Linked DNA regions of Homo sapiens: region 1 is linked to region 2. Evidence: read pairs that join two places in POLR2A ChIA-PET (ENCODE). Cell type or tissue: Panc1. All regions are shown on one strand. Each heading gives the region's core, and the rest is flanking DNA. Links, peaks and the distances in the headings are about the cores only. Region 1 overlaps CCN2-AS1 (CCN2 antisense RNA 1). Region 2 overlaps CCN2-AS1 (CCN2 antisense RNA 1).

The links. Peaks named below come from ENCODE experiments on the same cell type or tissue, not always from the same donor. Only the 100,000 strongest peaks of a DNase experiment are listed, where the experiment ranks them.
Region 1: POLR2A ChIA-PET joins it to region 2 with 11 read pairs; 5 of 35 experiments call an interaction of 5 or more read pairs at or near these places.

What each region holds. Positions count from the first base shown.
Region 1 is chr6:131,993,824-131,999,209 of GRCh38, forward strand. All of the region lies in intron 2 of CCN2-AS1 (CCN2 antisense RNA 1), which reads left to right. Among named protein-coding and RNA genes, the nearest start is that of CCN2, 45 kb to the left of the region's middle. In Panc1, for the core only: no CTCF peak of the experiment used is centred there; a DNase peak (open chromatin) is centred at 2,288.
Region 2 is chr6:131,928,844-131,934,229 of GRCh38, forward strand. All of the region lies in intron 2 of CCN2-AS1 (CCN2 antisense RNA 1), which reads left to right. Among named protein-coding and RNA genes, the nearest start is that of CCN2, 20 kb to the right of the region's middle. In Panc1, for the core only: a CTCF peak has its summit at 631; no DNase peak of the experiment used is centred there.

The DNA.
Region 1 (5,386 bases), core at 84-5,083, 65 kb after region 2:
GGCATGGCTTCCAGAATATCACCCAATCTATACCTGCTGCCTCAGTTCCTAATCTACTTCCTATTGTACTAGGGATGTAGAAGCAAATCAAACAGAGGCCCAATCTTCCTGGAGTTTAGAAATTAGTAAGACAAACAATCTTGAAGTAAATAATTTTTATAACTTACTAAACAAATAATTCATTATAATTTATTTACCTAACGTAATAAACAAAAAAAAATTACAATTTTGATAAATTTCGTCGGCTTTCACTAGTTCTTATCCTGGGTCAATGTGAACATAAACGTGTCCTGAGAATAGAGTTAAACTTGGTACCTGTAATACTCTCACTCATATGTCTAACATGTTGAGATTCTAAGTGATTCTGAGCTGACAACTCAGTAAACCAAAGTAACACCTGCTTCTCACCCTGCACCTCTCACCGTTCCCTGGCAGAAAGAGTCCTTTCTTTTTTTTTTTTTTTGAGACAGAGTCTCACTCTGACTCCCGGGCTGAAGTGCAGTGGCACACTCTAAGCTTACTGCAACCTCTGCCTCTCGGGTTTAAGAGATTCTCCTGCCTCAGCCTCCCAATAGCTGGGATTATACGTGTGTGCCACCATGCCTGGCTATGTTTTTTGTATTTTTAGTAGAGATGGGATTTCACCATGTTGGCCAGGGTAGTTTTGAACTCCTGACCTCAAGTGATCTGCCTACCTTGGCCTTCCAAAGTGCTAGGATTACAGGCATGAGCCACTGTGCTGGGCCGAGTCCTTTCATACCTCCATGCCATGCATGGGGATGCCTTAGGGCCCCAGCAGCCTTTCCCTTGTCTCCTGGTAGATTCCTATCACATCTGCAATAAAGCTCTCCTCAGTCACTCAGTCAGAATGAATGGTCCATCGTCTCTGTTTTCTTGGCACATTATAAACATTGCTGTTAGACTGTACACCTTGGGAGAGAGAGATTACATTATAGGCTGTCTAGTGCAGAGCCTGTTCCTCTTTATATCTCTAAAAATGGAGATGGTACCTGGCAAAAAGTGGATGCCAAGTCAGTGTCAAATAAAGACAGTCTTGAGTTGTATAACGGAATCTCAACATGTTAGACACATGAGTGAGAGTGTTACGGATACCAAGTTGAACTCTATTAGGACATGTTTATGTTCACATTGACCCAGGATAAGAACTAGTGACAGCTGATGGAATTTATCAAAATTGTAATTTTTTTTGTTTATCACCTTAGGTAAATAAATTATAATGAATTCTTTGTTTAGTAAGTTGTAAAAATTATTTACTTCAAGTCTGTTTACCTTACTAATTTCTAAACTCCATGAAGATTGGGCCTCTGTACATATTAGGTTGGACCATAGGAAACTGCTGATATATAGTTTGTGACCTACAAAAGTAGCAAATTCTCATGGTTCAACATACACACACACACACAGGTACACACACATATATGTATACATGGGTGAGTGATTTAAGGCAGTTAGAGTTTTGTACTCCAGCTGTGTCTATTAGTACTAATCAGGAAATGATATGGAGAAATCATCTGTTTCAACCCAGTGCCTTCTGGTGCATGACAGAGTCTTTTGTTACAGAGAAATTATTTGCTCCAAAGTTGTAAAAGTACATACGTATGTATATCTCAATATAGTAATTTTATTAATATCCAAACATGTTAAGTACTTGCTGTCTATTCAGATAATGGTAATTAATAACCTATGTCCTACTGTTTCTAATTTAAACAGTTTTCCTCAAAATGTTATTATGGAAATTTTTAAACATATAGAAGAAATGTACAGTGAACACCCACATACCTACTAATTTTAAAGAATAAAACTAAGAAAAATTAGTATGTCCATATCTTCCATAGACCCCTGAATTAGAAGATGCAGTAATCTTTTCCCAGGAGAGGCCCAGGAAGTACTAGAAAACTACAAAACTGAAAAATGAAATCATACGAATGCTTTGCAACTGTATACAAATGCCGCTGGGCTGTAGTACAGTGAATTCATTTGTAATTTGTTTAATTAGGTTTTTTTTAAACAAGGATTTTCTGTAAACCCATATGAGTAGAGATTTTACTACTTTTTTTTAAAAAAAACAACTTTGGATTTGAATTCAAGATATGAGCAATATTTTAGATGCTTATGTTCTAAATTAGTGCTGTACATTGGATTTGGGGACTTAATTTTGTGTGGGGTATGGATCAAGTCAACTCCATGCCTGCCAAGCTTCAAAGCTAACAATTTCCCAGCTCAATAATCCTGGAGGCTGATTGTGATTCATATTCATTTCATGACATGATCCATGACTGCGGAATGACTCACTGGATCTTCCTTTCCATTTCCCTGTAAGTGTAGTCCTTAAACCTTGTAAGGCTTTTCTTCTGCAATGCTTTTGGCCTATAATCATTTCCAAAACATTTATTGAACCTCTATTATATAATGGGCATTGTTCTAGGGACATAGAAGCAAATCAAATAGAGGCCCAATCTTCCTGGAGTTTAGAAATTAGTAAGATAAGCAGACTTGAAGTAAATTATATTTATAAGGCACTAAAGAAAGAATTCATTGTAATTTATTTACCTAAGGTAACAAACAAAAAAATACTACAATTTTGACAAATTCCATCAGCTGTCACTAGTTCTTATCCTGGGTCAATGTGAACATAAACATGTCCTGAGAATAAACTCGGTACCTGTAATACTCTTACTCACATGTCTAACATGTTGAGATTCTAAGTGATTCTGAGCTGGCAACTCAAAAACTCTAGAAAACCTGACTATTTTTCCTTTTTAGTTTAGAGAAAAATTTATAATTTCAGTTGCTGTTTTATAGATTTTGTATTAAATAAAAGAAAAAAGTAGAAATTTGTCAGCATTTCTATTTCTGCCCAGGTCGGTAATGGTCCTAACACTCTTTTCTGCTGCATTTATTTTGGCTACCTCAAGACAAATAGCGTAACCACATTGTCCCTTGCAGGAGAGCATCCTCCTCTTATCAGAGCCCTCACCTATGCACACCTACATAAGCTTCTGAGAACTGTTCGGCTGGGTCTGAAAAATGCCTGGGAGAGAACTTCCTGAGGGACTGAAGTAAACAGAGCTTTAAAGCAGGACAGAATTGTCCTAAAGGTCCCGCCGTTTCAAATGGATCATCACTTCTGACTATGGCTTCCTTCCTTCTTGAGACTGAACTCTTGGACAGTTTGTAGTGGGGGGAACTCAGGACCATTGGGAGATTGGAGATCCATTTTTTCAGGCACATGTGGAGCCTTGTACCCCTATGTCCTGGAATCCTGCTCTCTTGTGGCTCTGTATCCTTAGTATCTCCCAGGCACTATTAGGTAAGGATACACAGAGTCACGAGGGGGCAGGTCCAGAGATATTGAACCAGAGACAGCCTTTGAATGCTGAGAGACACAGCATTTTGTCTTTAGTGTTCAACAAGGCAATTATTAGGGTTGAATTGTGTCCTCTAAAAAGATATGTTAAAGTTTTAAGCCCCAGAACCTGTGACTGTGATCTTATTTGCAAATAAGGTCTTTGCAGATATAATTAAGTTAAGATGAGGTCATATTGGATTAATCTAATAATGGATACCTTCATAAGAGGGGGAAATTTGGGCACAGACACACGCAGAGAAAGCGACGTGAAGAGGGAGGCAGAGATTGGAGTGGTGTAGCTACAAGCCAAGGAATGCCAAGAATTGTCAACAATCACCAGAAGCTAGAAGAGGCAGGAAGGATCCTCACTGCTAGAGCCTTCAGACAGAGCATGGCCCCACCAGCATGTTGATTTTGGACCCTGACCTTTAGGACTGTGAGAGAATAAATTTCTGTTGTTTTAACCCACCCAGTTTATTACAGCAGTCCTAGGGAACTAATAAACCAACAAGTAGAGAAGGAATCATGCAACTCTTAAGGTGCAGACAAGATGCCTTTCTGCTCCCACACCACCTCCAGGTCTAACCAGGCGCTGTCTCTCAGCCTCTAGGATGGGTAGTATTTCAGTCTTGTTGTATCACCCTTCCTATGCAAGTACTTGAGAATAAATTAGTCCTCCCTTGTGGGACATAAGCAAGCAGCTTCCAACCTGCCTGGAGGGTATGAACAGGTGTCACGAGTCAGTCTTCCTCAGGTGCTTCAGGGTCCAGGTCATAGTCCAGCTGCCCTGCCGCAGGCCTGTGCTCCCACCTACCACAGACTGGGACACAGAACCCAACATCAGTGGAGCCTCGTGTACACCCCTAGTTTTTCTAGCTTGCCTGCTGCAGCCAGACCATTATCTCCCCAGAGTGCTCTTCATGACTGCTTAATGACCAGAAAGACTTGAGTTTTTATATCCAATGTCAAGAGTAAATTATTAACCACCTAGGAAAACAGAATTTTGGAGTAGTCTTGTACTTTGAGATACATAAATATATACATACCTACCAACATACATACACTCATATATGCCTGGAAATATGTATGTATATGTATATTTTACTCCCTTCTTCAAATATCTTTAGTGGATCCTTAGTCCTTGGTGAATAAAATCTAAAATAAGTTCTTAGCTTAGCATTCAAAACTGGCCACTATCTGGCCTGACAACTAACTCCCTTGATGTATTCTGTTAATACGTAGCTGAACTCTTTGTTGAGCTGTTTACCATCTTTCAAATCCCAGTTCTGGTATCAACTCCCAAGAAGACAGTCTTTCCTCATTTCGACACTCTATTTTGAGCAACCATAATACTTTGTATATATCTCCCTAATCACATTACATATTGTGTTGTAGGTTTTTGTATATTTGTCTAATCCTCTTCTCCTGGCCCTGCATTATAAACAGTAGGTAGAAAGCTTGTTATTAAAAACAGAATTAATAGCACAATGTGCTTTTGAAAACGGAAAGCACAGAGTTTTGGGGATGCTTTGCATTTAGAGCCGTCTTCACTGGCATTGACGTCATAGCCGCGGCTAACAGGGCTTATTCTTTGTCAGGCAATGAGCCAAGCATGACATGTGAACTATTTTAAGTCTTTTCACTAATACATGCTGATGTTCTTATTCATCTTAGTGTCCAACGTGGCACATGGCACAGGCCTAGATGCTTATTGAGCTCAATGATCTATTGATCTACCGATTTCAATGATCTACCTGAAATGATGGAATAAACATCTACATCTGTGCCATGTACTCAGTGAGCATCCACACCTAATCATCTAATTGCTAAAGGTGAATCTAGAAGGTAAACACATGTAGAACAAGCATTTGACTCCAATCTCTTGATCTCAATAGATGTATCATCTTTAAGAAAATTGTGACTGAAGTAATTCATAGGGAAAACTACTCCAAGGTAAGTCTATTGTCTTGGAGTATATTCCAGACTATAGAGGGCATTTATGAAAGAGGAAGTGAT
Region 2 (5,386 bases), core at 175-5,174:
TGCCATTGCACTCCAGCGCCTGGGGACAAGAGCAAAATTCCATCTAAAAAAAAGAGAAGAATTTTGGCAGCTTCATTAGCCTTTCCATTCTTTCATTTATTTGAATATGCAGATATTCCTGGGAGGATTACAGATGATGCTACCTAGTGGGTTGGTCATATAGTCTGGAAAAAAGAGAACATGGGTTAGGTCTTTGTACACGGTGGAAGAATAGGCTGTTCAATTCTACATAAGAGTAGAATTGAACATAGGATCAAATACTTATCCTTATAAAATTTGGTGTGGCCAGGAGCAGTGGCTCACCCTTGTAATCCAGCAATCTGGGAGGCCAAGGCAGGAAGATTACTTGAGCCCAGGTGTTTGAGATCAGCCTGGGCAGCATAGCAAAACACTGTGTCAATTTAAAATTTAAAAAGATGAAATTTGGTATAGTCTCTTGGGGGAAGGATACACTTAAGGTGGTTGTACAAATTTGATCTTGTGGTAGATTGCATTGCTGTTCCAAGGATTCATTCTCGGCCCAGTGAGATAATCATGCATTTTCACCCCTTGCCATGTTCCTTGTAGAGCACCCCCCTTTGGCAGCATACACTTCCTGCACCAGGTCAGGTTGGCCGTGTAACTTGCTTCAGCCATTGGAAGTGTATAATGCCACAGCCAAGCAGCAGCTTGAAGGGGAGTTGTGTGATTTGGCTCTGCCTCTTACTTTCTTCCCTCTGCCTCAAGAATGATGATATGTCCCCAGTAGGGGCTACTCTTTTAGCTTGGTTCCTGGAATGAGAAGGTGCAAAGAGCAAAGCCACAGCAACAGAAGTACAACTGCCAACATGTAATTGTGCAAAAAAATAAACATTTGTTGTTACAAGCCACTGTGATTTGGGGGCTGTTTGTTTCTACAGGAACACTGATTAATAGAGTTGTTCAGGAGGAAAGCTCCCTAGTAATTCTTCTGTTGATTCAATTTGAAAAATGGGGCTTTTTGCATTAATCCGTTAAAAAAAACAAAAACCAAAACCAGTATGTTCCACTCTCCTAGAATAGTGTTGTGCATACCTTACAGTAACTAGCACTTTAACAGAATTAGAGAGTTAACATAAAGTTAATCCTTGTACGATGTCACAAGTTTCCATGTCAGAATGCTGGGAGTGAAGTTATAGAGGTATTTGAGTGTCCAATAATGTTACTTATTAGTCCCTAATGACACCTCCTGGGATTTACTGAGGTAGGCAATTTGCATTTTTCAATTACAAGTGTGAAATATTCTTGTTGCCAATTTTGCTAGTGTTAGGAATTCTTTGCAAGGTACTTTCTGCACTTGATGGAAAATCAGCATTAAATAAATCAATTCAGTTCCCAACGGCTTCATTTAACACACTGCTTATTTCCATATGGTGTGAATCTGTTCTTTCTTCTCTGAGCTTAAATGAAGTAACTTGACTCAGAAGAACATAACCTTTTATTAGTTATAGAAAAGTAGAAACTGCTTAGATTTTGTTGTTGCTGTTGTTGTTTCTGGTTTGATTGACTGATTGATTGATTGATTGAATGCTACTTTTAAGTGTTCTTAGCGCAACCGTCTGACCAGGCAATGAACCTTTAAACAGAGAGAGTGTCTTTCTTTGGAAGCTCGGGATTATTGCACTATTCTGAACATTTCCATATTATCCCATGTGGAGGAGGCATAAAGTAATTTCAATAAACAACCAGAACAGGCCAGACGTAGTGGCTCACGCCTGTGATCACAGCACTTTGGGATGCCAAGGTGGGCTGATCATTTGACCTCAGGAGTTCAAGATCAGCCTGGCCAACATGGTGAAACCCCGTCTCTACTAAAAATACAAAAATTATTTGGGCGTGGTGGCGGGCGCCTGTAATCCTAGCTGCTGGGGAGGCTGAGGCATGAGAATTGCTTGAACCCGGGAGGCAGAAGTTGCAGTGAGCCGAGATCATGCCACTGTACTCCAGCCTGAGCAACAGAGCTAGACTCTGTCTCAAAAAAAAAAAAAAAAAAATGTGATAATAAACAACCAGAACAGTGCTTTCAAATCTCACTTTTGGTGTTGGGAATGTTCTATATTTGTGCTGTCTAGTATGGAAGCCACTAGCCACATGTCACTACTGAGTGCTTGAATTATTGCTACTGTGACAGAGAAGGATAAAGAAGCTGAAGACACATCACCAGGATTTAGTACTTTCTGTATCTCTGTATAACTCTTCTTTCTCCTTTGTGTTACCTTCAGCCTCAGATAAGCTGTTCCAAGGTGGCTATTGGCACTTCCAGAGCTAGATTTTTCTGGACTCAGAACCAGCACAAAAAGTTACAATCTTTGTCACAGAAGTCCCAATAAAACTCTTGAGCTTTCATGGTTTAGACAAGCAGAGGCTAACAGTTACCTCTGAACCTATCACTCATGACAGTGGGAGTCAATGTGCAGACTGATTTAGCCCAGGCAAGCCTGAGAGGCTATGAGTGGGGTCAGCTTTACCCAAAGTACATGGGCTGAAACTTGGGGGAATAATCCACCAGAGCAAAGATCAGCAATTTTTTTTCTTGAAAAGGGCCCCATAGTAAATATTTTTAGCCTTTGTGGGCTATACAGTCTGTCACTCAATTCTGCCACTGTAGCTCAAAAGCAGCCATGGATACTACATTTTTTTAAAAAAGGGCATGACCGTGTACCAAGAAAACTTTGTTTACAAAATCAGAGAGCAGGCCAGATTCAGATGACAGGCCAGAGTTTGCCAACCCCTGCACTAGAGCGAGATTAAGTACAGTTATCAGACTGGAAGTCAGGCTATAAAAATAAGCAACAGATGTCCACCACATGCATAGAATAATATAGATATCCCTGCTTCTCTGGGTCTTTAGCTTTTCTCTCTCTTTGTAATAAGAGTCATAACAGATGACTTTAGGAGGCTCTTTTTCTTCCAAAGTTCTCCTGACCTCAAATTAAAATGGTCTACTGAGAGTCCAGGTGGTGGCTTTTGCAAATGCTTGGGATCCAGGAGGAAAGGTGACAGCCTTCATGGTAGCAAGCCTATAGACAGTAGCAGCCCCAGAATCAAATAATTTGCTTCTAGATATAACACTTTCACATGCTAAAATATAAAACCTCTCTCCTCAGAAAAACTAATCTACTTCTTCCCTAGTCTTTCCAATGCCAGATAACAGCACCACAGTTTGTCCATTCATTTAGGCAAAAAGCTGGGGTGATATACTCATTTTCCTGTTAATATCCCTCAGCCAACCTATCAGCAAGTCCCATGTGCAGAATATGCACTGAATCTGACCACTCCATCTACGTCCACCAACACAGCTCCCACCCGTGTCACCATGCGCCTCTCCTGGACTTCTCCAGTAGCCTCCCCAGTCTCCCTCCTCCCTCTTGCTCCTCTACTGTCCTTTCTCAATTCAGCAGCCAGAATGATCTTTCTAACATCTAAATCCTCCCGTGACCTCTCATTATGCTATTTATTTATTTATTGAGATGGAGTCTTCCTCTGTCACCCAGACTGGAGTGCAGTGGCATGATTTCGGCTCACTGCAACCTCTGCCTCCCAGGTTCAAGCGGTTCTTCTACCTCAGCCTCCCTAGTAGCTGGGACTACAGGCATGCATCTCCACACCTGGCTAATTTTTGTATTTTTAGTAGAGAGGGGGTTTTACCATGTCAGCCAGGCTGGTCTCAAACTCCTGAGCTCAGGTGATCTGCCCTCCTTGGCCTCCCAAAGTGCTGGGATTACAGGCGTGAGCCACCACGCACAGCTTCCTTATGTTTAAAACTAAACCTCAGCAGAGTTTACAAGGTCCCTATGACCTAGACTTCCTCAACCCTCCCAGCCTCATCTCTGAACACTGTCTCCTTTTTAACTGGAGCTGAAAGGAGGAGGAATAAAGTAACTTCAATAAACAACCAGAACAGTGCTTTCAAATGTCACTTTTGGTGATGATGGAAATGTTCTATATCTGTGCTGTCTAGTATGGAAGCCACTAGCCGCATGTCACTACTGAGTGTTTGAAATATTGCTACTGTGACAGAGAGGCTGACTTTTACACTGTACTTAATTTTAATTCATTTAAGTGTAATAGCCACATTTGTCTATCAGCTACTATGGACAGCAAAAAACTAGAATATGGGCAAAACTGATATAAATGATAAAATAAAGTTATGAACAGTATTTGTTAGGGCATCTGAAAGGAAAGAGGGCTGCTAGGAGGTTATGGGATTCAGGGTAGTATTAAAAAATCATTCAAAAAGTGACTTCTGGGAAGGGCTTTAAATGATGAGTGAAGTTGACTTAGATATAAATATATATGTGCTTATATATATACATATACACACATGCATTATGAGAAGATCAAGGGAAGAATTTTTCAGGCAGAGAGACTAGATTAAGTGAAGTTACATGTGGAAACTATTTAGGAAATATGAGTAAGTCCAGCTTGGTTTTTGCATAAAAGGTATGTCCAAGAGTAATTTGAGATTCTTGTCGTTCCTTCGAGGCTATTTTGCAGAAAATCTTCGATACCATACAGAAAAGTCGGTATTTATCTTGATAATAGTTAAGAAGCCATTTAATTTTTTTTTTGAGCAACAAACTTATGGGACCAGAGATATTAATCAGGCATCAGTAATTAAGAAGGAGAATGAGGGTGGAACAGGAAAACTAATGAGCCGACTCATACACACATTGCCGTCAAAAATAGTGAGGGCTGTAATGAGAATTATGGAGATGGAAAGTTGGAGGTGATTTAGATTTTCTGAGTTTGGAGTTATGTGAATATGTGAATAGAGATTGGCAATTGCTTCTTGTCTAGACATTTCTGAAGATAGGATGGCCTGCAGTGGTAACTTCCACCATCAGGGCAAGAAGGGACCTCATGCCTGGGAATAAGATGGGGAAAGCCCAACTCAGTCTCACTTTCAGGAAGCTCTCTGAGAAAAAAGGAAAGAAGACTTCGGTATCCACTGCTAACTGAAGCATATGAGGGGTTAGAAGAAGGGCAGGAGTGATAGGACTAGCCAGTGATCAGCCCCCCTTAGGAAACCACACTTGGCTGTCTGGATAGATTGTGGGGCTAAAGAGAGGCATGACTGTCCCTGTGGGAAGGGTTTCCCAATTATTGAAGAGGCAGGAAGAAAGTTGATCACCAACCCAAGGAAACTAGGCCCAACATTTTCACAGTCCCATTGGTAGGAGCCGTTAGCAGCAGCCGCATCAGCCCAAGTGAAACCAGGGATGCCTTCCTTCCCAGCTACATGTGACCGGATATGTAAGAGAAACCTGCTTCTGCATCCCTCCAGGAGCTCCCTTCAACCCTTAGGAACTAGATGTACAAGAGGAAGGAGGTGGGATATGAGATGAGGGTGTGTTCCTCCAGAGAT